2 separate regions of the Homo sapiens genome follow, and region 1 is linked to region 2. A link is a loop called in an ENCODE intact Hi-C map of the cell type or tissue named here. Cell type or tissue: B cell. All regions are shown on one strand. Each heading gives the region's core, and the rest is flanking DNA. Links, peaks and the distances in the headings are about the cores only.

Region 1 (16,917 bases), core at 5,806-10,805, 980 kb after region 2:
TGTTGCTTCATCTTTTCGGATGTTTCCTCATCTGTAAAATGGGATGGTAATAGAATCTTTCTTGAGTTTCTTTAATTAGGCAAGATAACCTGTGTAAAGCCCTTGGCACACAGTATGTACTCCCTAAATTCTAGCCCTTATATTAGTATGTATCTATAAACTATTAGAATTATAGAGCTATAGTTTCTATATTCAGAAAGGCTTAAATATTTGTACATGCCTACCTCACTGCTTCTGTGTTAGAGATACAATTGAAGGAGGGAGGTTGACAGTGAAAATGCTCAGAAGTTAGAGTCAGACAGACCTGATTTTGGATCTTGCTGTCTCTCCTGGCATTGTGCCCTTTGGTTGGCTACTTTACTTCTCCAAACCCCAGTTCCTTCTCTGTTTATCTAAGCAATGTGTCTTTCTTCTTGATGCCTTCAGCAGCCCTGTACCATTCCAATATTGATACAAACTCAATTCCTTCATTAACTTCCATAAGAAATCTATTCACACTGAGCATATTATCACTTTTTTTTTCATCCTTACTGTGAGTTCATATGATCATAGGGAGATATCTCATCACACAGAGTGCCCACATTTTCACTTGAAAAATCTCTACTAGATTGATCTCTTCTAACTCTTGCCTCCTGGCCCTCAGCCACTGTCTTCCTCCTACTCTTAAACTTACCCCAAGAATGCATCCAATCCCATTTTCCTTCCCTATTCTTCCTTTATTATTCTGAGAAATGTGCTTCTACCATAAGAAACCTGGATGCCAGCTTATTGCTCTTTTTTTTTTTTTTTTTTTTTTTTTGAGACCGAGTCTCGCTCTGTTGCCAGGCTGGAGTGTAGTGGAGCGATCTCGGCTCACTGCAACTTCTGCCTCCCAGGTTCAAGCAATTTTCCTGCCTCAGCCTCCCGAGTAGCTGGGACTACAGGCGCATGCCACCATGCCCAGCTAATTTTCGTATTTTTAGTAGAGATGGGGTTTCACCATGTTGGCCAGGATGGTCTCCATCTCTTGACCTCATGATCTGCCTGCCTCGGCCTCCCAAAGTGTTGGGATTACAGGCGTGAGCCACCATGCCTGGCCTCTTTTTTTTTTTTTTTTAAAATCACAACTGGGTAATCAAAGTATTTCTTCTGTCTCTGATCAGATGCTAAGAAGACAATTTTTTTCTCTGATCATGTTCTTAAACTCCTTAATCTTTAGAATGCAATTCTTCTTTTCTTGGAGAGAAACTGTGTTGGATATTTTCCATTTGCTCCTCCAGATATGACCCCCTCCTCCCACCCCACACTCATCCTCACCCTGCTGTGCACCTAGGGAAGATGACCCACGCTGACTGCATCACTGGCTCCTTGCCTTTTGGCTTCTGGATGGTTTGGCCAGTGAGTGTCAGGAGCAGAAGACTGGAGGATGGGAGAGTGAGTTCAGGATATTTATCCCCTCAGATTTATCCCCATCTTCCCAGGTCACTGCAGGTTGGACACATCCTCTACTGAAGGCCATATCGCCTGTCAGTGGGTCCTTCCCTGAAATTACCCTTTCTGGTTCTAAGAGCTACTCTTTCTCCTTGTACCTTCAGGCCTAGAGGTGGTCACAGCTCCTGCTGTAGCTGGCCCCAGGGATGCTACATTACTTCTTATATATTTTCCTTACTTGTCTACACCTTCATAAATAGTCCCTTTATTAAACTCTCAATTACACCATTTAAGTGTACCATCTATTTCTAGTTACAGCAACCTACCCATTTATTTAACTCTTCATTCCTTCAAAAACCATGATTGAGTTACCATTTCTAGCCAGGAACTATTGTGGGGACTGGGGATACAAAGGCAAATAATACATTCTGTTTTCCATGAGCTCACTGCTGGCAAAGGACACAGACAAATGAACAGATGGTGACAATGGAGCTGTAATAAGAGCAGTGTTAGCATTTTTGCTTTGAAAGGACATGAGGGAGGTCCTTAGTTCTCTTTAAGGACTAGCTGTGGTCTGAATGTTTGTGCCCCGACCCACTTCCCAAATTCACATGTTGAAATCGTCACCCCCAAGATGATGTTATTAGGAGGTGTGTCTTTGGGGGGTGATGAGGTTACTGGGGGAAGCCCTCATGAATGGGATTAATAGCCTTGTAAAAAAGAACCCAGAGACCTCCCCTGCTCCTTTTACCATGTGAGTACACAGCAGGAAGGTGCCATCTATGAACCAGGAAGTGGGCCCTCACCAGATACTGAATTGTCACATTGATCTTGGACTTCTCAGCTTCCAGAACTGTGAGAAAGAAATTTATTGTTTATAAGCTATCCTATCTATGTTATTTTGTTATACCAGCCAGAATGGACTAAGACAGGGATCTAGCAGAGAAATGCTTTCTGAAGAAGAAAAAATTGGCTGGGTGCAGTGGTTCACACCTGTAATTTCAGCATTTTGGGAGGCTGAGGTGGGAAGATCGCTTGTGGCCAGGAGTTTCAAACCACCCTGGGCAACATGGAGAGACCCCATCTGTACAAAAAAAATTTTTTTTTTAAAATTAGCCAGGTGTGGTGGTGCATGCCTGTGGTCCTAGCTACTCTAGAGGCTAAGTCAGAAGGATCACTTGAGCCCAGGAGGTGAAGACTGCAGTGAGCTGTGATTGTGCCACTGCACTCCCATCTGGCCTGTGGAGTAAGACCCTGTGTCAGAAAAAAAAAAAAAAAAAGAAAACCTTGCTTTTGCTTTCACTGTTGGAAGTCAAAGTGGAATAAGATAAGTGGGAATTAGCCAGGATGGGGAAGATGAAAGAGAGATGAGAGTGTACTAGAAGTGGGAATAGTTTTGGAAAAATGCTAGGAGGAGGATCAACTAAGGGGGTCAGAGCAGAGATGGAATTTGAAGACTGGTAGAAGACTGGCTCAGGCAGTAAACGGCTTTTTTTCTCTACTCTTTTTGCAGGAATTTTGTCTTTATCCTGAACGTGATGGGAAGCCAGGGAAGGCTTTTGTGTTTTAGAAACGTCTCTCTGGATGCAGTGTATAGAAGGACCTAGAGAGTGGGCCCTGAAGGTAGTGAAAACAGTTGGGAGGGCAGAGCAAGGCGGTAGGCGAGAAATGAGGGCTGAAACTAGGGTTGTTGCAGAGTGGATGCTGACGAGGGAGAACTCAGGAGAAGGTCTACGTGGGTAGCCTTTTTACCACAGTACTTGCAGCTGCTCTCTCATTTTAAACTGGGGATGTATAAATATAGCCGTGGCAGGGAATTGGAAAGTTTTAGCTCTGTATACATTCTAAATTAGGCTTGTACATTTTGGAGTTCAATATCTTATTAATGTTGTAAAAGATAGAATAAATACTATTATATATCTGTCTACGCAGTAGCACCAGCTCCATCCAAATAATGAGTTAGACAGTAACAAATCTCAGATTCCAAAGGGCAGAGCACCAACACAGAGGGTTCTTCCTGCTGTGCTGGCGTGGACAGTGGCCACCTTTCACCACCTGTTCCCCTGGATGCTTTTGTTCTTCTATGCTGGCAGAACTAGGATCCAGGCAGGCTTCACAATGCAGCCAGAGTTGCTGATAGTTTTGGCGAATAACCTACTGAAATTAATCCAGCTCAGAATATGAGTTCAGGAAACTGGAAGTAGAATTGTTCTTTACACAAACCTCATTTCCCCTCCCTGTTTCCTCCTCCACAGACTCAGGTTGTGGTTGGGGGGAATCAAGAGACAGAAAAGAAAAGGGATGGGTGGATTAGGATTCGGAAGCAGTTTGTCTTGGCTTGGAAGTAATAGAATTGAAATAAAGCTATTGAAAAGAAAATTGGGGTGCTTTCACCACACCTCTTCTCTCTGTGCCGCCATCCCTAAGGATAGCTCGTGTGGCAGGAAGAGCATTTTATCTTTCTTCTCTTGTGGGTTTCAGGGGTCTTTCACGGGAAAAAAGGGATAATAGGGCCACAGGGAGTGGTTACTGGCTCTACCATCTCAATACATCCCTCTAAACTCACTTTCAGACAATCCTAGCTGTAGTACTTAGTGCTCAAGAGCAGGGCCTTGGAATCCAAACAACCTGGGTTTAAATCCTCACTCTGACTATTCCTCTTGGCAGCTGTGTAACTTGGGGAAAGTTGCTTCATCCCTTCAAACCTGACTTTTCTCATTCATAACATAGGAATATTAATAGCTATCTCATAGAGGCAAATGGGGGATTAAATAAGCCAAAGTATGTAGAGTACCTGGCTCAGAGTAAGCAGAGGGTGGTAGCTTTTTTTTTCTTCTTTTTTTTTGAGACAGAGTGTCACTGCATCGCCCAGGCTGGAGTGTAGTGGCACAGTCTCAGCTCACTGTAACCTCCGCCTCCCAGGTTCAAGTGATTCTCGTGCCTCAGCCTCCTGAGTAGCTGGGATTACAGGCACGTGCTATCGTGCCTGGCTAATTTTTGTATTTTTAGTAGAGATGGGGTTTCACCACGTTGGCCAGGCTGATCTCCAACCCCTTACCTCAAGTGATCTGCCCACCTGGGCCTCCCAAAGTGCTGGGATTACAGGCATGAGCCACTGTGCCCAGCCAAAGGGTGGTAACTTTTAATTTTTGGGCTGTAAATTAGAGATGGAATGGCCAAATTAGGAGTCCAAGCTGGGCCTCCACTTTTGTGCTTGTCAGCTACATAGGCTAGGGGGCAGTGGGAGCCTCAAGATCACATCCTCAGGCATGGTCCAGGGCCCCATCCTCTGGCCTTGAAGAGTGATGACTAACTGTGGAATGTTGCCTGGCTTCTCTACAGTGAGGATTGTTATGTGTCTAATTTTGAACTGGACTATCAGGTAGTTGAGCTTTCTATCCAGGAAGTCAACTGAGAAAACACTGGCATAAACATGCGGGGAGTGGGTTTCTCTTATTTGTTAAGCTTTATTTTTAGTGTTATTGTATGACTTGTAGATGAAGATTCTCACTGACTTTTGGGCCTGCAGAAGCAGGTGCTACCATTGCAGGCCTTGGACATGAACATGGTATTGTTCCAAATTCATTTCTGCATTATTTATACATTTGCAACTTCAAAGTGGGGCTGACCATTTCCCTTTTATAAGGGTGCCTCTTTTCTTGGGCTTTCCAGGATGCCATGTCTCCTTTCTTCTTCCTTCCTTTACAGGCAGTGCTGTGTAGTGTGCTGACTACAGGTAAGGATTCTGGAGCCAGACTGCTTGGGTTTGAATCCACGTCCACTACTGTGGCTGTGCTACCTTAGGCCAATTTTTCATCCTTGTGTGGTTCAGATTCCTCATGTGGGACATGAAGACCAATAATAGAATTGTTGTGAGAGTTAAATGAGTCAATATGTATTGCACGTGGAACAGATCTGGTTAATAGTGCTATATGTGCTTGTGCCATGAACTAGTTCTAGATGCTTTACAAACATAATATCAACCAACTCTCACAACAGTTTTATAAGGAAGCACTATTTGTATCCCTATTTCACAGCCTGAGAAAACAGAAGCTTAGAGAGGTTAGCTAGTGTGAGGTCACAGAGCTAGTAGGTAGTAGAGTTGGGAATTAAACCCAGGTTTTTCTGTCTACCTGTAAAGTCTGTGTTCTTGACCACTATTTACCCAGTCTTCCATAGTAGGTGTTTTAAATTTTTGAGAAAGTTTTTTGTCTTTTTTTTTTTTTTTATTTTAATGGAGTCTCGCTCGCTCTGTTGCCCAGGCTGGAGTGCAATGGCATGATCTCAGTTCACTGCTTGAACCTCCTGGGTTCAAGCAATTCTCCTGCCTCAGCCTCCCAAGTAGCTGGGACTACAGGCGCCTGCCACCATGACCGGCTAATTTTTTTTGTATTTTTAGTAGAGACGGGGTTTCACCATGTTGCCTATGGCTGGTCTCCAACTCCTGGCCTCAAGTGATCCACTCCCCTTGGCCTCCCAAGGTGTTGGCATTACAGGCGTGAGCCACCGCACCCGGCCGAAAGGTTTTTTTAAACAGTTCTTCTCCAGCATGTTTGGCAATTTTGTTGATTCTATCTGGCTACCCTAAAGGAAGAGTATCTATCTCCTTTCTCCTGACTACAAGTATGTGAACACTCAAGATGAAAGAAGGGGACTAGCATCAGTAAATTCCCGGAAAGCACTGGTGACAGTCGCAGGAATAAACTAGGTCAATTTGTGTCTCATTGTCCATTGACCTATTGCCTTAGACTTGGTTAGATCTCAGTGTGATTCCAGCTGGCCTCTCAGCTTCTCTTCTTTTCATCCTCACATCTATCCTCCAATGGGATTCATGTAGCTAAACTTGCAGCTTTTCAAAAACTTTTGCTCTAAATACCTCTAATAATGGATAAGTGCCTCTGGAAACTCTGGGGAAGGTAGAGTTTAAAGCAGTCTGTGATAAGCATAAGATTTCTTTGAAGGCTCATGTTTTCTTAAGATTTCATGCAAATTTTACAATGTATTTCCTTTTTTTAAATTTTAAATCAATGTTTTATCTAGGAATGATTTTAGATTTACATAAAAATTGAGGGATAGTAAAGTGAATAACATATTCTCTTCACCTAGTTTCCCCTAATGTTAACATCTAATGTAACCACAGTACATTTGTCAAAACGAAAAGATTAACATTCGTATATTGCTAAGAACTCCAAACTTATTTGGATTTCACCAGTTTTTTTTTTTCACTAATATAGATTTTTTTGTTGTTGTTGTTCCAGAATCCCATCCAGGGTATGACATTGAACTTACTCATCACGTCTCTATAGTGTCTTCTGGTATGTAATACTTTCTCAGTCTTTCTTTATTTCCATAACCTTGATTAACTGTTTTGAAGATTACTGGTCAGCATTTTGTAGAATGGCTGTCAGTTTGACTTTGATGTTTTTCTTATGATTATGTTAGGGGTATGGGGTTTGAAGAAGCATACCATGGGAGCGAAGTGCTCTTCTCATCATATCAGGGGGTACATAATAGCAACATGGTTTATCTTTGATCATATTAATCTGGATCACTTGGTTAAGATAGTGCCTGCGAGGTTTCTTTTTTTGAGATGGAGTCTTGCTCTATCGCCCAGGCTGGACTGCAGTGGCGCGATCGTGGCTAACTGCAAGCTCCGCCTCCCGGGTTCACGCCTTTCTCTTGCCTCAGCCTCCCGAGTAGCTGGGACTACAGGGGCCCGCCACCATGCCCGGCTAATTTTTTGTATTTTTAGTAGAGACGGGGTTTCACCGTGTTGACCAGGATGATCTCAATCTCCTGACCTCGTGATCCGCCCACGTAGGCCTCCTAAAGTGCTGGGATTACAGGCGTGAGCCACCGCGCCCGGCTGAGGTTTCTGTACTATACAGTTATTACTTTTCCCTTCGTCTACTCTGTTCTTTGGAAGGGATTCTCTAAAACTTGCTCAGACTCAAGGAACGGGTGTGGTGATTAAACTCCACCTCCTGGAGTGGGGAGTTACATATATTATTTGAACTTTTTCTGCAAGAAAGATTTATCTCTTTTCCCATTCATTTATTTATATTGGTTTGGATTACTATTGTCTTAATATAAAATAAATCTTTTTATCCCCAAATGTACAAGTGGAATGACTTTCCAGAAACATGTGAGTCCTGAGGATACTCATACTTTCTAGCCCGCCGTTTGCGAAGCACAGACAAAACCCAAAGCCTCACTGGGTTACTTCCTTGCTTCCATTGAGTCATCCTCCTCAATAATACTTGTGAATGAACGAATAAATGCATAACACGCACAGGTGAGCGATGAGAAATACCAGCGTTGTCTGACGGTAAGGATATTTGTGTTCAACACCAGTGTCTGACCAAATAGCTACTCATATTTCTTCTGAAATTCTTTAGGGCACACTAAACATCTTCCATGTTGTCTAAGTGCTGGAAGGGAAATTGATTCAGCCACTTTTTGAAGGTGACTCTAAATTATTCTCTCAAAATACTCAACAGCCTTTACAATGTAGTTAAAAAAAAAAAGCGGGTGGAGGGGAGAAATGCCTGTCTAAAGTAGGAAGCCCCAAGAGAAAGCCCTGGGGCGTCCAGAGGCTTGGTTTCACCTGGCAGCCGTCTGGGACCAATTGCGGAGTTGAAGTAGCTCCTACGCTTTCTCATTGGTCCTCACCCAGGGGGAAGGCGTGGCTTCAAGTGTAAAAGGCGAGGAAGCCTGGCGGGGCTGTGGGTTGTTCCGCTGGTGGATGGTTTGGGGTTGGTCGGGCGGGGTTTCTTCCAAAGCTTTGTAGGCCTGCGAGGTACTAAGAAGTTCTCTGGTGGCTGGAGGGGTGGGTGGAAAGGACCAAGCTCTTGGTAATTCTCAAGGGGGAACTTTGGTTAGCTTGCTTTAGAAGTGAAAGATGAACGAAGAAAAAAGCGAGGGCACTTAAGCGGACTAAGGAACTCGAAAGAAGGGGAACTAGGCGTTGTGTGTGGGCAGAAAATACCTCCTAGGAGGTCACAGCAACTCCCTGAAGTCGTTTTTAGCAGGCTTGCCTCTTCCAGTTACTGTGCTTTCTTAGAGTTTGTTCTTTTAGAAGCTTAAGATACAATCTTGAATTGAGGTTTCTTCTCTCATGCTCAAGCCTTACTTGCTGAGAAGGCTCCTGTCTCTTGACTTCTGTTTAATCTCTACCATAGACTTTAGCAAAGCCACTCTTATAGCTAACTTACTGAAGTTACGTAAACTCCAAGAGAAATACACGGGTTTAGAGGTTCTACGTTTAAAGCAAGCGCAGCAATCTTTAGAACTTCCTTTTAGCTATTTGGAATCCCAAAGTCTCTATTAAACACCTGTCTGGAGTAATGGTGGAAAGTGACTAAAAAGCTAGCTTCTCATCTCTTCAGAGACTAAAAATTAGATCCACTTCGATGAAAACCATAAGAAAATGTAGATCAACTTTGAATTAGTTTTTTTTTGAGGGTAGGAAACGTCCCTTTGTGACCTATTAGTAAAAAAAACTAAAATGAACTTCAAGCATGTGGCTTTTAAGACTCCTTACTAGGAAGTTAGGATCTTAATCATATTCAGCAGAAAGCAGCTGTCTGCCTCGAAGACACGCAACCTGTGGGCTGCAACTGACCTTCCACCTGGTTGTGGAGGTGGGAGACTCGTTGACTGGCAAGCCTCAGGTAATGTCAGACTGACACACCTGAAAGCACTTCTGATAGCAGTTAGAAACTTAGTAGTTGAAACAGGAAATTTCATCTAGTTGAACAGATCGTTAGCATTGAGAATGGACACTTCCTTTAGGCTTACTAGGAAAGGCAAACCATCTGTCATGGAAAAGATAAAGTGGCATCTTAGTGACAGACTCAAAAGTACACAGCATGATGGATATGTTCATTATCTTGACTGACAATTTCACAGGTGCGATGGTAGCAAGTTACATAGCTTAAATATCGTAATTCTTGCGTGCCAGCTACAGAAAAGTGCTTTTTAAAACCATGTCCAGTCATGTAGGTCCACCTGCCTTAACCTGAACAAGGGTGAATAAATACATGGGTAGGGACATGAAGCACTCTCCCCTCATCCCCATCAGCATGGAGTTACTTTCTTCACACTGTCCTTACAAAGCAGGGTTCAAGGAGAAGAGCAGAGTTCTTTCCTTCATGTAGATAATCTGATCAAGGGATGTGTCTCCCAGGCTGACAATCCACTTGACAAAGAGTCACTTGACAGGTCTGGGATCTCGAAGCCCAAGGCTTTCCAACACTGTTAGTTAAGTGCTGTAATTAGAGCTGGGGTGCTGGGGCAGGGAAGGCTCCTGCAGGATGGTCAAGGATGGGAATAGGTGGCCTTGTTTTTCCACAGTTGCTTAACATTAAAAACTAGTCTTCTGATTAGTCATCCTGTAGCATTCTCACCTGTACTTGTGTCCTTTTACTGATAGCAAAACTTTCTCTGCTTTTATAGACTCCAGAAGCTAATACAGCAGTGACTTAGTCCTGCCAAATAAGAATTTGGTCAAATTTAAGTGCATGGTACGGATGCCTTATCTCCCTAATCCTTTTCCCGTTTTTGTAAACTTCAACCACTATAAAAGCCGAGGGAAACAAAAACTAACTTTACATAAACAACTTTACTTCAAAACTAATACTCTGGGCTGGGTGAGGTGGCTCACGCTTGTAATCCCAGCACTTTGGGAGGCTGAGGCGGGTGGATTGCCTGAGGTCAGGAGTTCAAGACCAGCCTGGCCAACATGGCGAAAACCCTATCTCTACTAAAAATACAAAAATTAGCTGGGCGTGGTGGCAGGTGCCTGTAATCCCAGTTACTCTGGAGGCTGAGGCAGGAGAATCATCTCTTGAACCTGGGAGACAGAGGTTGCAATGGGCCGAGATTGCACCATTGCACTCCAGCCTGGGTGACAAGAGCAAAACTCCGTCTCAAAGAAAAAAACCAAAAATCCAAACTAATACTGATAGATCACTGGGTCTTCAGGACTTTTCACCTAGGCTAACAGTAAAGACACTGGAAAGTTCATCTTTCCCACCTCAGGCAGAGCAAAATATCTACTACCGACCCAATTAACTATAGTTTCAACTGCAGGTGAGTCCTATGGAACTGATGTCTATATGTAGGTGTTATTGCATAGGCTTCTGGGGCATGCCACATAGTTCTAGAAAAACTCACATGGCTTAGGAGACAAGTTTAAAGTTATGGCTGGAGAGCAAGGTAGAAGGGGCTGAAACATCTCAAATATCAACTTCCTTTTAGAACAAGATGTGGAGTAGTGCAGGATTTGTCAATGGCACTCCCGCCATTCCTAAGGCTGCTTATGTACTTCTGAGCTTTGGCCTGATGCGTGTTTGTCTGTCTTGCAACTGGCCTCACTCCAATCTGAACTCCTGATGTCTCTTAAAGCTTGCCTGAGAACCCAGCTTTTTAGTAGCTCAAATCCTTACTATCCCTTAGGATAGCATTACTTTGAAAATCCTCAGTTGTGCCAAGACCATTTCGGATTCAACCTATTTTTGGGGTTCCTGCTTAGTGTCTAGTGTCTACCTAGAGCTGCTTGATGCCAGAGGCTAGTGGCTTCTTTACCAGGAAACTGATGGTAGCCATGTCACTTCTTGGCATCAAACCTGTCTAAAACAGTCCCTAGCTGAAGACGACTTTCTTCCTAATTGTCAGCCATTCAGATGAGAGAAGTTACAGGTGGTCGAAGGTGAGAACTAAGTGATAGAAACTGGAACCAGGTGTACTGAAACTCTTGACTCTAGGAGAAACTAATTTCTTGAGGGATTTGTTAAAGGTAACTTATCAAGACCCACTTCCTCCCAATCTACACAGATTACATGTTTAATTTGGGCCAGTAACTTTTAAGTCTTTAGAATCTTGACATAATCTAGCAAAGTAAGACTGCTCTAGGTGTGGCAGGAAGCATGTAAGCAGAACCCCTTGCTGGCCTGCTGCCGCAAGGAGCCCAGAGAATCCCCGAGGCATTGGAACAGTCTGAGGGGTCTAAACATACTTTTGCTTATTGAGGTGCTTGCCCACTAGAGTTCTCCGAATCAGTCCCTGATGAGGGAGGTGCCTCAAGCTTGCAGCTGTGGTCACAGGATTAACTTCTCAATTCTCAGGCTACCCATAGGGAGATGCCATATCTTGGTTTAATCCTGTTTCTGTGGCAGATTTCAGCTTACTGCTCACACTCTGGGTCTCACGGCTCCTATGACATCAGTTTCAGTACTGTAGGTCTGATCTTCAGTTGGGGGTGGTGCTGGAGAAAGTGCTCTCACTAGGGAGCTGGGCCCTCACTGTTTCTGAATCCTCTGATCCATAAAGCAATTGTAGTGTGCCTACAAACGGGCCCTCTGACATCTGACTTTCAAATGGTTGGGATCTTTTTCCTCAGGGAATAGATTCTTTAAAAAAGCCCCTGAGTGAGAGCAGAGCGGTGGCTGGAGGTTATTCGGGCTAAATGGTTTCTCCGGCTGCCACCCAAACTGAAATGCTTTACCTAGCAATGGTCATGAGGCAGGTGACTGGAGCAAGTAACTGCTGGTAGCAAACGAGCCTGTTGAAGCATTTGTGCAGGACTGGTCTGACTGGCCTGGAGAGATTAGTTAACACCCTTGCACACTGAGCACACTCCAGAGGGGAGTCCCTGCCCTCCAGGAACTTACAACGTAGCTTGAAGGAACATGAAGACCCAGCTGTAGCTTGTTACTTAATGGCAATAGAAAATGGGTGAGGGAGTGCTGGCTGGGAATTGGAACTGACTTTCAAGTCTGGGTTTTTTCCTGTGAAGTAATTCTCAATGGAGTAGACTTCAGCTCTGGCCTAAACGCTACATTACAGTGCCTTTGTGTATCTAAATTCTGGTGTCTAATCTGGAATAACCTTTCCCAACTATGTGACAGAAGTTTGGGCGCTCTAGGAAGCATAAAGTGAGGGGGATGGAACTTGTCTTCAGTAGGTAAGCCCTGTAGATGACAATGTGGTCTTACTTCCTTAATGTGGTGGCCTGGTAGAAGCATGGCTAAGTTGAGATGGGGAAGAAGCCTAGGAAAGCCCAGGATGACTTCTGGTCTATTTTACTGCTGAAACAGTCTGGAGAACTTGTAGAGATGCAAAAATTCGTCATGATCAACAGGACAGTCAAAGGGACCTAATGTGCCATGTGTCTTTGGGACTGGGGTTAGGAACTCCCAGATAGAAGGGGATGTGATATAAACAGAACAGTCTTGTGATTTTGTCTAGTTCTGAAATCACCTCTTTTTAAAGAGCTCTCAACTCCTATCTGCAAATGTGTTTGGAACGCTTCCAGATCAAGTTCTCTGTGCATCCTCTTTAGAGGGAATTTATAGGAGCCTCTAGAACAGTGCTGAGACACACGAGCCAAAAGTATAAGCCATATATAGTCAGTCCCATTAAAGAAAAACGAATATCTTTAACCCAAGAGATGCTTATTTTGACATGTAACCCAGCTTATTCTTGGTACTGAGCCTGGTATGCATTTTAAACTTAGTGTATCAATTGAGATGGGTCCTATCAAGTGCTCAATGAATAGTGGTTATATTGGAGAGCACAGCTCTGGATAAAACATAACTTTAAGTTTTTGTTTTTGTTTAATTCATTTGTTACCGCTTTAGGGAAATGCTGATCTAAAATGACGGTAGAATGTAGTGTCTGTATTGCTGTCTGAGTGCAAATCCTTGGAAACTTCCAGGAACTAGTAGGCTAGAACCACTTGTATTACTTGGACTTTGTCAGAATGACTGCCTTTGTGTAAAACACCATTCTGTCAGCAATATGACCATTTTCCATACCCCTAGCAATCACTTTGATTATTGTGGGTAAGCTTTGTCCTGGCATCTTCTATGCCATCTATATCTAAAGCACCCATTCCAAAGCTCATTTTAGTAACTTATTTGTCCTGAGCACGGGAAATGGGAAGAATACAAGTAGCTCTCATTCAATATCTTCCAGTTTTCAGTTTGGGTTACTGGTATTCTTTAGATCCTGGACAACACACTGAGAGGTTACAGGTGTCTAGAGATCAAGTACTTGAGAGCATTTAACATCTATGCTGTAGTGCCCAATTCCTATCCCAAAAGCTCAAGCGCCCACAACTCCCCTTCCTATTATACCTAAATCAGGCTGGAGTGTGCTTTTCAGTGATGTGCTATATTAGCTTTCTAAGCCAACAGGAGTATATACCTTATTCAATTTACTTGGACTTGATGTTGATGTGTTACCTATAAGGACCAGTGGTAAACACCTGAACCTAATCAAACCTCATCTAGAGAGGAGGGGGCAGTCTTCTTGTCTTCAACACAACTGCTTAACACTTATTTCTACGGAAACTGACTTGGGTTGGATTGGGGTTTAGGACAGCTGGGATGGCTTATCCGGGAGGCATGTGATTTTTGCCAAGAAGGAAGTTTTTGGTCTTGTGGAGTTATCACAGGAAGGTAGATGGGTGTCCATTCCTCTGACCTGTGTCAGAGCTGTGGGGAGGCTGAAGAGCAGGAAAGACAGCCCCAGGCTGAAGCTGGGCTGGGCTGCTGCAAGGCCAGTGTCTGCAATTAGGGAAGAAAGGCAGCAGCCACCATGTTTAAGAACTTTTAACTTGGCTCTCTCAGAATAGAACCCCTTGGCATATCTAGAAAGTAGGAAGCTGTCAAATCAGTAGCATTGGCTGTGCTGAAGCAGTTCCCTTGGATTTGGGGGCAGTTGACAAAAATACTAACCAGAACATGGACCAACTTGTTTATGAACCCACTTGAGGCCCGGAGTTAACTAGGGCCATTACCTGGAAGCTCCTGTGCTCTTCCCCTCACTGCTTTCTCTGTATGATGCTAGATTATTTGTGACTGATACTGAGGGTAATGAAGAATCTCAAACACTGTCTGGCTTTGTTGTGTATGACATTTAAGTGAGCCAAATACTTGAGCTCCTCTGGCAAGTGTTCTGCTTTAACCAATTAGCTTGTATAACAGACTTGGCTATCTTGTCACTTGGATTTGAGTGTGATGGAAGAGTTGTTTCCCTCACCTTGTGTGAGCCTCTACCAGCAAGTTAGCCTGTTGGGGAGGCAACTAACACTTTATGGTAATTGGAGCAGTCCTTCCTACAACTGTCTTCTCAACTTGATCTTAGTTACTGTTCTCTTAGGCAGAACTTGCCCATATTTCACTTACCAAGGAGTATTTGGAAAGTTTGTCTCAGAATAAAAACCAGTGATTCCCTCGACTCAGCAGCAAAGGCATCCAATGTTTCACCCAAGCTAAACTTTGGCTATTACTCCAGCATAAAAAGCACTTGTCTAGGATGAGTCTGCATATGTCCATCCTGGTCTTGAGCTAATGCGACATGAACAGTTTGACCAAAGATGAGCTTGAGACTGGCCAGACATGTGACCTAATGGAAGATAATTATTGTACACATACACCTGTAACTGCCCTTGAATAATGAATCAGTCTTGACGGAAATAAAGCCTAGCAACAGCAAAGGACCCAATGCACGGGAAAACTCGCTGGTGTCCATTTGACTTAGGCTGAGAGAAACATGCTGAACTCCCAGCTGTCAGTTTGTCACCTGCCGTGTAATATTTCAGTGACTATTTTGCTTTGTCCAAGACTCCATAGGATTTGAGTGCATAGGTAAAGACCCTCCCTGGTGATAGAAGCTTCTTCCAGTAGATACTCAGTCACAACCATGATTCAGAGGGGCTTTCTTGATGTCTTAAATTTCAACACGTGGAATTGCATTTTAAAGTTTTTTGCTTATGATCAGGTACTAAGTGGATTGACTGCATTTTGTCAACTTTACTGGTAGTAGGCATGTCCCTAGTTATATGGGGACATGTACAATTTGAACTAATAGATCTGTTAGCTCATAAGAAATCAGAGTTCTCACAAATGCTAGCTGTTGCTTGCTATTCTATTCTCCACCCACCCCCACCATTTGTAGGAGCTGGGTATCTTTAGCATGTCTTTCAAAGATTTCTATACCTCTCACAGGGTTGAGAAAGACTTGTCAGATCAATAGATGAGACACATTCCCAGATGAACTTGGAAGTAGAACTATAAACAATGCCATGGGTATCCCCAAACCTATGCAACATTGTTTTGAACCAACACAGCCTCTACAGGTTGAGGAAGCCACACTTATTGGTATACTTCATAGTGAATTCCCCACTGCTGTGCAGTTTCTGCTCAAATTTCTACTAGGTGGTTTCACGTCACTTCCAGTTACCATGCTTCTGGTCAATTTGGGGTGGATTTTTAAGAACACTCTGGTTCCATATATAGCCATCTCTTTGGGTTCTCTCAGCATTCTGGTTCTATTTTCATGTTCATACTAGTTACTTTTGCCTAATCTTATACCACTTCCCACCCACCTCTTGTCATCTTTTAAGGTTCTATTTCCCTATCCTTAATTCTTACTGCTTTGCTTTAAGGTTGTTGGGTAGTGAGCTGATTTCCTCTTAATGTCGCAGGCATTTAAGACCATATACATACTGATTCATGAATGTATAGGACCATGGTGACTATGAACAGACCAGTCATGACTCAACTTGCAAAATACCTATGAATGTGGACAAGGAATAGTATGTACAAGAGTCACCCAGACTTGACTTCATGCCATTGTTCTGAATGCTCTCATATTGGTTCACTTATAGGAGTAACTACCTCAGGGTTTTATTTTATAGAGAAAAACTGAGGCTCAGTGTCACCCTCACAATCTCTCAAACCTAGGAAATTGTTCACTTTAGGTTGTTTTGAAGTCTTTCCATATACTACTCCTCTTACAGTGACTTGCTATAGCTTGCCTTGAGAACAAACGTCTCACTTTAATGCTTTATGGTTAAGGGTCAGGTATAACTCGGATCAATAAGCTAAACCTCTAAAATCAAATAGTCGGGTGGATGTCATTCTTACCTTGCTCAACAGGAAGCTAGATGTCTTAAGACCACTCATGCTACAGGAAATGATTGTTTCCCTGTGCTTACCTGGCTCTTGAGTACACTGACTCAAATGTCAACGTGGTGGGTAACATGGGGCTTCTATGAAAAGCTTTTGGTGTGGCAGGGTGTAATGGGTTAAATGTCCTGAGCTTAGTCATGTACTTGATTGTCTATGACTAAATGACCAAATAGACATAAAAAGGGTGGAGTAAATCTGTCATAATTTACAGCATATCTTGCTGTTCTTTTTTTCTCCCTTTTCTCTTGGCCTGTGGCTTAACTGCACCTAACATCTCTCGGGAGTGCCTTAATAAAACCAGTTAAGGACTGCTTGTTTTATACAAGCAATGTATTCATATACCTTCCTGTTAACAGTAAAAATCTAGACTAGCGTAACAATACTTGTCTGATTAGTGAGGCAATTAGTATGTCACCTGACAAACCAGAACTGATAGAAATCTTATTTGGAGGTGTTACCATAATCAGTTTCTATTTAACCTGACATACCTGAGAAAGCATTTATGGGCCGGATCTGCCAGGAATAT
Region 2 (10,161 bases), core at 168-5,167:
CCTTCCACGATATTCACTGGCCAAAATTAAAAGTCTCTCTTCAGTTACCTCTGGTCACTGCAGGGTTCAAGGACAATTATCATTTGAGACAACTTTTTGGATAGGAATTCTCTTACTAAGCTTCCCACACCTACTCATTTGAATTTCATCCCTTTTCCCTCTTCCCTTTTTGACATAGACAAGTCGGGGCATAGACAATCTTCAAATGAAAAAACAAAGAACTGGAAATATCAGAGTAGATTATATTATAACTACATTAGAATCAAGTTATGAATGAATTCTCCCATAGTAATACTAGTGGCAATAAAGATGACTGCCACATATTGATTACCTATTCTGTGCCTGATACTATGCTAAGTGCTTTATACTTGGTCCTACAATAATACACATGCAGAGACAAATCCAGGTTTTGTGGGTCCTGAAGCTTATACAATTTGAAGGGTCCTTCTTAAGAAAAAAGAAAATTTGGGATATAGAATGAGGTACAGGGCTTCGCAAGGGTCTGTGCAAGTGAGAGACCCAAAGCTTAACTTTGCGAGTTTCATGGTAAATGCATCACTGTGCCCAAGTTAGCTAACAGCTCATATCCCCAGTTTTACAAGCAATGAAATTGAGGACCAAGTAAGTTATTTGACGTAAGTCATAAAGCTTATACTGGCAAGGATAGGATTTGAACATATGGAATCTGACTCCAAATCTCACGTATTTTCTTTGTGTGGCTTCTAATAAAAATAAAGTTGCTATCACCTATTAAGCACTAACTATATCCCAGAAAGATCACACCTTAAGGTTATAAGAATTATTTGACAAAGCAGATGTGATCGTTAGTCCTTATTATCCCTATTTACAGATGGGGAAAACATGAATCAAGTAAGATTAAACAGCCCACGGTCACCGAGCTGGGACATAGTGGAAGCTAGGTTTCATGCCCAGGAGTGTAACATCCTCAATCTTTCCCACTGTCCCATGCTACCTACCACCCTACAGGTAATCCAGGAAAAAGCAGAATAGCGATGTGTGACTTACCTCTAATGACAACAGTATTTCCACACCTGCCCACTGAAACTAGCCCTGTCCTTTAGTTTCATACAATACACCGTGCAGTCCTCCTTAGCTGGGATTGAGCAGCTCTGAAAGTCCACTTCCCTGTACTATTACTTATCAGAACAGAGTCCATTCCTCATGGAGAAAAACACTTGGAAATATCAACACAAACTCAGGCCCCAGCCAAGTTGCCTTACAGCCACCCCCTCACCCAGAGAAATGGAGACACACAGAGAATCTAAGGGCTGGCTATATGGGAACCACGGGGAAGATCACTCATCCTATAGGGCTCCTTGAAACAGCCTTTCAAGGCCATATAAGAAAACTCACATATTTACTATAATTGGATTGCTTTACTCTAGTCACCCAAAGCAAGAGTTTACATCCTCAAACACAGCTCACCATGGATTTGGACATGGACAGGAGTGGAGAAAGGATTCAGTTTCTTTTTTCCTTGAACATGATTGCTCAAAGGAAACTGACCCTCGAGACGCTCAGACAGTGGGCCTTGTCTTCCCTTGGCAATGTGAACTTTAAAAATTACATTATGCTTTGCCATGGTGCTTTTTGAAAAACTGCCTTTAACTGCCAGATTTCAGGTACTCACTTAATTACTTTTGGAAACTCAGTTAAAGGAAGATATCCATTGCCACCTGGAATAAAATAGCTTTACTGACTGGAGAGTGCAGTGATTCAAAGTAGACTAGGCCTGGGCTTTTTTATCTGGCCGCAGCAAGTGCAGACCAGTGGGAGAAATGAAGCGTGCAGTTATGGATGCTAACAAGAAAGGCTGCTGCTCCAGTGATTATTTTTCTTTTTTAAGGAAAAAATGATCCCAGTAATTCTCTTTTGTTCCTCTTTTGACACAGCTTGGTGGATGTGGGGGAAAGGGCAGATGAAATGACCAGTGAAATCAAAAGATGAAGTCTTCTTAAAGGACTGGCTCTCCAGCCCAATCATCTAGAGGAAGAGACAAGTTCAGATTCTTGTAGGGTATCTAAATGCATCTGTGCCTGAAAATTATGGCCGTTTGAGAAAAACAAGAATTCATGGTGAGACAAAGCAACACAGACTGTTGGTACAAGATACAAAGCCACTAAGTCAGCGTTCAGCAAAGACTGATGGATGAATTGTCACCCAGCCTAAAGGACTGGCCCAGCTACCAACTGCCCCTGCCCAGCCCAAGAGGGCAAGAACACAATAGACCGCACACCCACGTCTCATCCCCAGGCGCACACCACTTCAAAGGCTACAGCAAGCAGACAACATAACCTGCCTCTTCTGCGGTGTCTTTCATTCAGTTCTGTTTCTTCATGAAGTGGGAAGGAAACAAGTTTGGGCCCACCTGAGATTGGGGTGTAGACGGAAGGAGTGGGGAGAGATGCAAACGACAGAACACAACCGAAGGCCTTTTTAAAAGTCAGGATCCATAGCCTTACTTATCACTGTAAAGGGAACAGAGTCGGCTCCATCCTTCCTCATCCTTCTTTAACCCTCGCCTACCAAGCCCTGGAAGACAGGGACGCAAGAAGAGCTCTAGCGCGGAGGGTCTGCCTGAGTGCTGGTCTTTCCCATACAAGATGTAGCAGCAGGGATGGGAGGGTGAGCTGGACGACTCCACAACACACACACAGCCCGCCCCGCCTCACCTTCTCGATACTCTGGTCTACAGCCTTCTGGAAGACCCGGGCCACCAGCAGCGTGACGCTGGTCACCAGCAGGAGCAGGGACAACGTCCCCGCCGTGTAGAAGCAGCATCGGCCCATTCTGTGCGCCGCTCACGGGCCGGGCCGGGCCGCACCCGCCAGGGATCCAACTGCAAGGAGGGAGGAGCCGCCGCAGAGGCGTCGAAGACCCGGGACCCTTCGGCGCCACGCCCACGCCCTCCCGGCGCACGGTTCGTGCGCGCAGCTCTGGGCTCCGCGGCCTGGCGAGCGCGGCCCCGGGTGCACCGGGCGGATGGGGCCGCGGAGGGACGGGCCCGGACTCGGTTTCGGTTTCCTTCGCCGGGCAGCCGTGGCGCCCGCCTAGCGCAGCTCGGGAGAGTGCAGGGAGCGCGCAGGGACGTGACGTTCGCGGGCCGGGCTCGCCGCAACCCCGCGAGGCAACCGCCGGCGACTGCGCGGGGAGGCGGGCGGGGGCGGAGGCCGCAGTCATGTGCCCTGCGGCGGCGGCAGTGATTCGGCCCGCGCCCTCCCCGGCCGGTCCCCGGTGGCCCTGAGTGGCTGCGGCGCCTGAGCCAGGCCCGGCCTGGCCGCTCCCAGCGCCCTGCACCGCAGGCCCAGCGCTCGCCCCACCGAAATTGCCGAACCTGGTTCACACACTCATTTACTCATTCCGCAGATAGGTCTGAGGGCCTCCCATGGGCCACGCGCTGGGGATTCAAGGTGGCTGGGACATTCCCCTGCTCTAGAGGCGCTCGCAAGTTAGCGGGGACACCGTTACCGCAATTACAACACAATGTAGCAAGTGCTTCTACCAGGTGCCTGCTGAGATCATGCCAGCAAGCATGTTCTGCCTGGATGACCTAGGGCCCCACATTGAACTGGGGCCTGGGGGATGCATAAGTTTGTCACGTAAGGGGCATGTGCAAGAATGGAAGATGTGCAAAAAAGGGAGGAGGAGGCATTTCACGGAGAAGGAAACGGTGAGCAAAGGCATTGGGGGTGAAAGAGCAAAACCTGTAGGAAGCAAGAAGGAAGTTCCTTTTGACTGTAGGCTCAGGTGTTCAGGGGGTGGAGTCGGAGGTGTTGAGGCCCCAAGAGGTCAGACTTTGAAGGGCTCTTGGTATCCTGTTAAAGATGTGGAAGTTGGGAAGGAGCTTAAAGCAGGCATCGCTGGTGTTCTTGCCTGCTTTGCTCACTGTGGTGTCCCAGACACCCAGGACCAAGACCTGCACACAGCCAGGACTCAAGAAGTGTTCGTTAAATGAGTGTTTCTTCTACGCCAGCCCTTTACTAGTTTCTTTGCACAGTTCTACTCATTTAATACCCTTGGCAGTCCTATGAATAGGAGGTTGTGTTTGTCCCAGTCCTCCAGAAACAGTCCCAGATGGGGGTACTATGCAAGAGAGTTTTGAGGGAAAACAGGGAGCTGGACCTGGGATGCAGGTGTGATCCTTGTGAAGGAAAGAGGCAAGCAAGGAAGGAAGGTTGGGTGGAAGGAAGCATTTGATATATATACAGTCCATGTATAAAAAGTTCAGCAAGGCCATTGGGGTGGGGAATCCTTTAGCCAAATGGGCTTGTCCCAGAAGTCTGGCATCTCCCAGAAAGAGGCCCGCCTTAGTATCCCTGCTGTGCTCAGTCATGAGCTGGGAGCAGCCTTAGGAAGCTGGCCTTTGCAGCAACCTAGGGATAAATATCAGGGTATGGATTTCAGCAGAGCTCAGCAGTTGAGGCGGAGCCATTGGTCAGTTATGCTATCTACACTGCAAGATCCAAGAAGTACATTTTCTTGGCAACTATAGTGTATTATCCTCATTTTACACTCAAGAACACTGGGGCTCTGAGTTAAGTAACCTAACAAGCTCAACTGGTTGCTGAGTGGTGGATCCTGCTTGAACCAGGATGTAGGGCTGGCTGTTGGCTTCCAAAACCCTCACTTTTTCTACTCTGCGCATTGCTGCATCCCGATCTGTCACTAATGAGAATCTGAGGACAGCAAATCAGTTAGGAGGCTTTGTTGAGGACTTGGTGAGATAGCATGATGGTTTAAAAATGGTGGCAAATTATTTGTTACTCCTTTCGTTGAGAGGTGGGGTCTATACTTTCTCGCTTTGAATTTGGGCAGGTTTTAGCAATTTGTTAAACCAATAGAATACAGTGGAAATGACCATATCCTGGAACTTCTGAAGCTAGATCATAAATGCCTTGCAACTTCTGCTGGGGCCTTTGCAAATTCTTGCTCTTGGAGCCTCAAGTCACCCCTAAGTTCAGCTACCCGGAGACTGCTGCAGAGAACATGGGAAAGACTGTGGGGAGAAGCCCTGAGTCTGTAGGAAGAGAAATGTCCCACCAGTCCCCAGCTGTCCCTAGCCTTTTGAGTCACAGGCCCTAGACATTACAGAGCAGAGGTGAGTGGTCCCTGCTGAGCCCTGCTCAAAATGCAAAATAAAGGATTGTTGTTGTTTAAGCCACTGAGTGTTGGTGTGGTAGGTTACTCAGTAGATAACTGGAGCAGATGGTAAGGGCAGAACTGAGGCTGGGACATTTTGTAGCTACCAAAGCTCTTCAAGCAGCAGCCCCAGAGGACCAGTCCTGTGTTCAAATAGAACCTGGTGGGGTCCTGAATGATTCAACTGTCCCCAGCCTGATGGGTGGGTGGTCTCCAGTCCTCAGGTGTCCACAATCGGCAGCCTTTCTCTTCCCCTAATCCTGCCTCTTCTCTGCTGTTAAGTTTCAGTTAGCTACATTAACTCTGCTCTGTGCCCCAGTTTGCTTAAGGAGCAATGCTAGCCCACTAACCCTCACATGTCCCCTACCTAGGCATTGGTTGAAGTCCTCCTGTCATCTATATGTCCTCTCCTTCCCTAACTAGAAAAAAAAATTTGGTAACTTGCCTGCCTAGGTACTTTGGCACTCAGAAGTTCATGCTCACACTGAACTTCCACCCCCTACTCTCTGACTGCTACAATCAGATTTTCTGTTTGCGGGCTCCATTCTGGAGGGCAAACTCCATAGGTACCCACTCCTCCCATCCCTGGACCACCAATCCCAGGGTACTCTTCCTTTTCATTGTTCATTGAGGTCCCTTCTTCTCTCTTGTCTGGGCCACCAGGACAGTAACAGACTGTGGGGATGGAGAGATGGAGACAAATTTGATAAATGTATCTTAGTGTGGGAGAGTTTCTAAACAAGGGTTTACAGCTCAAGTTGCCCTCAGTTTACCTGCTCTCTGAGGATCTCACTCTGTTTCCACTATGTCAGGCGGTTAGTAAGCCACTTCCCCTTTAAAACTCTGGACAAGCCGAATGAAAATCTCTTTCTTGGTTCTTCTTAACACAGCTGACCAGGCTAGCATTTTTAAATGTGTTAACATAAGACAGAACAAAAAGGACCTAATTACAGAAAATATAAACAGCTTTTAAGAAAATAATGTATGTTCCCAAAATAGCAGTCTGTGATCCCACAGTAATCTCTGTCTTATCACCGAGGCTGGCATAACTTTTTAGCAGCTGGCCTGGCTGTCTTTCTGTTCAGTTCCATCTTCTCTACCCACAGCTATGTTCAGAAGCTTTTGACACAAAGCCCCAAAATCCAGATTTAAGTTTCTCAATGCCCTTTGGGACTTCCTCCTCATTTCTGATCTATAGGACATGTCTGCACCGCTAATTGGCATTGTTAGTTTATTGCCACAGGATCATCTCACCCTATGAGAGACTTTGCCCTCTCATCCAGGGAGTAGCCCCTGCTTGCCAGCCACTAATAACCCTGAACACACTCTGGAGGGGCAGACAGCTTGGGAAGGGGTTACTGCTCCCAGAGTTTAGATGAGGAGGCTGATGCCAGGGCAGGGAGACAATCAGGACTCTTCCTGGTGACTTCTCTGCTATGGTTTGGATTTGTGTTCCCTCCAAATCTCATGTTGAAATTTGATCCCCAGTGTTGGAGGTGGGGCCTAATGGGAGGTGTTTGGGTCCTGAGGAGAGATTGTTCATGAATAGATTAATGCCTCCCTCAGGCATGAGTGAGTTGTCAGAGAGCGGGTTGTTGAAAAGAGCTGGCACCTCCTCCTTCTCTCTCTAGCTTCCTCTCTGCCCATGTGCCTCACACAGGTGTGCTCCCTTTCTGCCTTCCCAGGAGTGGAAGCAGCCTGAGGCCCTCATCCAATGCAGATGTCTGTGCCGTGCGTCTTGTCCAGCCTGCAGAACCATGAGCCAAATAAACCTCTTTTCACTACCCAATCTCAGGTATTGTTATAGCAACACAAACAGACAAGGGCGGAAAATGAGGAGACTGATGCTGTGGCAAGGAGATACGGTGATCTCTCTATACCTAAAATCAGAAGACTTTATCTGAGAAGAACAAGTACACTTAATGAATGATTGCTGGTGCCTGTTGAAATTATGCAATCATTCGGGACTTAGAAAAAGAGCTTTCTTCACAGACTCTAAGGGCTATCGAGGGGAAGCAAGAGGGCTCTTTGGGCTCTACCTTAAATTTAGAATGTTGATACTATACTCAAATGAGTTTAATGATGTAGTCATTGTATACTTTTATGTTCAAAGTGTTAATGTGTTAAATATAAACATTTAAAATACACCACAGGCCGGGCCAGGTGGCTCATGCCTGTAATCCCAGCATTTTGGGAAGCCAAGGCAGGAGAATCACTTGATCCCAGGAGTTTGAATGGAAATGGCCCTAGGCCTTGCCTACTTTGGGACAGGTCAGGCTCCAAGATACTTCTAAAAGTCTTGGCTTTCTTCTTATTGAAGGTGATCTATAAAATGTACCATCACACCCTAGTGATTTGACATATGTTATTCCTAAATGTTTGTGGGGCATCCTAAATCCTGAGCAATACAGCCTCCATAAGAAAAAATTACTCTCTCCTCCCTCCTCCCCTACCCATCATTCCAAAGTTCTTACATTACAGAACTGCTTTATGCAGATAGGCTTACATATCCCAGAGGAGAGCTCATATACCATTTATATTATATCACATGCACCTGTGCCAGGCCACAGGGACTCTCTGTGAAGTTACCCATGTCCCTGTCTACCGCCTCCTCCGATCAAGAAGACCTCATGGCTTCCTCATTATCATCTTTGCACCCCCAACTAGGGGAATCTTTTCCAGTTTGTTTTGGTTTGGTTTGGTTTTTATTTTGTTTGGGGTTATGGGAAAATGAGAATTCCCCTCTTCAAATTCTTATTTTCCTTTTTGTTCCCCTAATAATGCAGACTTATTGAAACACGGAACTAGGAGGAGATATCCTATTCACCTTTTTCTCTTCCCTTTCCTGAAAACACAAGCGTAGTGTTGTCTAACTAATAGAATGTGTGGTTGGAGGGCGAGGAGTCAGGAGATCAAAGAGGAGAAAAATATAGTGGGCAAAAAGGGTGAATATGTCAGCAATATTATCTGCTACTTGTACATAGTACTTGTACAAGCACTATGCTAGACAGTGGGCTTGCATTACTTCATTTACTCCTTACAATGCCCTATGATGTAGACATTCTATTTTAAGGATAAGGAAACTGAGGCACACAGAGATTGACTAAGTAGTCCAATGTTACTGGCCAGTAGGAAGCAAAGGTATTACTAAATCCAAGTCAGTCAGATGCTTTAGCCAGGCTCTTAACCCCTTAGCCACTGCTTGGGACTTCTGGCCTCATGCTTATTAAGAGTAAAAGGAAAGCAGTGAAAATTGCAAAAAATAAAAATAAAAATAAGCAATGGCACTGGAATACTCATGGTGACCTGGGCATCCAGGAGGGGCACAGGTTGGAATTAGTGTGTGTGGGAGACAATGCCTCTGCCTGAACCTGATGTTGAACTAGAATGGAGAGCCAGGAAGGAGTTGCCAGTCCGGTGGCCAAAAATATACTTTGCAATATATCTAATGTATATTCTGACGTGAAATGTATTCTAGTCTGTTCTCACTTGAGGTACTTTGATGGTACTTTCTAGAAGCAAATGAAGCTTGGGTTGGGTTTAAACTCACTGTGGCAAAGCCAGCATATTGTGAAATATCAAGGCTGTCTGATTTCCTGCATGTTGTGAAATCAGGGCTAAATAAACAACACGAGAGGTCACAGTTATTCTTTAATGATGTGTTCCATGGGGAGAAGCTGTATAAACGAGAAAGCCAGGTTTACTCAGCATCTCTTTCTGAGGGGAGAAAGGGGGGATGGAGAGTGAAGAGGGGACTGTCTGAGGGTAGAGGCAGACTTTGTCAGCCTGGAGTGGTGGGGAGAAGATATTTGGCCAGAGATAGGGGTGCAGTAGTGGAATGGGGAATGGGGGGCTTAGATATTAGACTATGGAAAGGGTAAAAATAAGCCCCGCCCCTCACCACTAACCTGGTCCCCGCATGACTTCTAACCACTGCACTCACCACATATCCTGAGAGTCTGAAATGATTACCTAGAAGCCTCCTATACTCATCAAACCTCAGAGAAGACTGCTATTCAGTTAACTTTACAACAGTTGTAAGCATTTCCAGTTCTTTCATAAATAAATACTGTTTCTTTTTAGTGTCAATGAAAAACGTTTCAGAATATTAATGAGTAGTGTTTGCTTCAATTGCACTGCAAGCTATCTTAAGCAGAACTGTTTCCTCCATTTTGAATCAAACCAGAGGAGATAGAGATGCAAATCACAGTTCTTTAAAAAGTTAAACAGAATTATCATATGACCTAGCAACTCTCTTCCTAGGTATATAACCCCCAAAATTGAAGACAGGTACTCAAACAAATACTTGTAAACCAGTGTTCATAGCAGCATTGTTCACAATAGTCAAAAGGTGGAACCGACCCAAATGTCATCAGACAATAATAGATACACAAAATATGTTATAGACATACAGTGGAAAATACTATTCAGCTATAAAAAGGAAAGAAATAGGCTGGGTGTGGTGGCTCATACCTGTAATACCAGTATTTTGGGAGACTGAGGCAGGAGGATTGCTTGGGACCAGGAGTTCAAGACTAGCCTGGGCATCATAGCAAGACCCTATCTCTATAGAAAAATTAAAAATTAGATGGGCACGGTGGCATGCACCTATAGTCCCAGCTTACTTATGAGGTGAGATAGGAGGATTCCTCGAGTCCAGGAGTTCAAGGCTGCAGTGAGCTGATTGTGCCACTGTACTCCAGCCTGTGACAGAGCTAGATCCTGTCTCTTAAAGAAAGAATGAAGTCCTGATACATGCTACTACAGTGCAGACTTCTTTTCTTTTCTTTCTCATCTGCCATTTCTGATGTGAGTAATGGTCCCTCTTAGAATATGATCTTTTTAAAAATCAGTGATGGGAAAAGAATTCTAGAAAGTTCTGGCAGTTTTTTACCCAGGGAGAAATAAAAGGGATAACCAGTCATAGGTACATTTTCTGTTACATAAGAAGCAAGATTGTACAAGAATGCTTCCAGGTGCTCACCTGGGATCAGCTGGGAC

Evidence for each region. A loop is a pair of places that touch in the nucleus more often than their neighbours do. Peaks named below come from ENCODE experiments on the same cell type or tissue, not always from the same donor. Only the 100,000 strongest peaks of a DNase experiment are listed, where the experiment ranks them.
Region 1: a loop joins it to region 2, with 5 times the contacts of the local background. A loop is called at or near these places in 2 of 110 quality-filtered maps.

Annotation. Positions count from the first base shown.
Region 1 is chr4:77,185,543-77,202,459 of GRCh38, forward strand. LOC107986292 (a long non-coding RNA gene) reads left to right here. Exons shown (of 4, transcript XR_001741742.1): 4 at 6,669-7,031. Among named protein-coding and RNA genes, the nearest start is that of CCNG2, 37 kb to the left of the region's middle. RefSeq lists an enhancer at 8,313-8,362. In B cell, for the core only: no CTCF peak of the experiment used is centred there; a DNase peak (open chromatin) is centred at 8,209; H3K4me3 peaks cover 1,438 bases; H3K27ac peaks cover 2,315 bases.
Region 2 is chr4:76,210,734-76,220,894 of GRCh38, forward strand. It overlaps SCARB2 (scavenger receptor class B member 2), which reads right to left and starts at 3,091. Exons shown (of 12, transcript NM_005506.4): 1 at 2,694-3,091. The coding sequence starts at 2,810. It also overlaps a transcript of FAM47E not described here. RefSeq lists silencers at 2,492-2,896, 2,810-3,429. In B cell, for the core only: no CTCF peak of the experiment used is centred there; DNase peaks (open chromatin) are centred at 3,228 and 3,438; H3K4me3 peaks cover 2,082 bases; H3K27ac peaks cover 4,157 bases.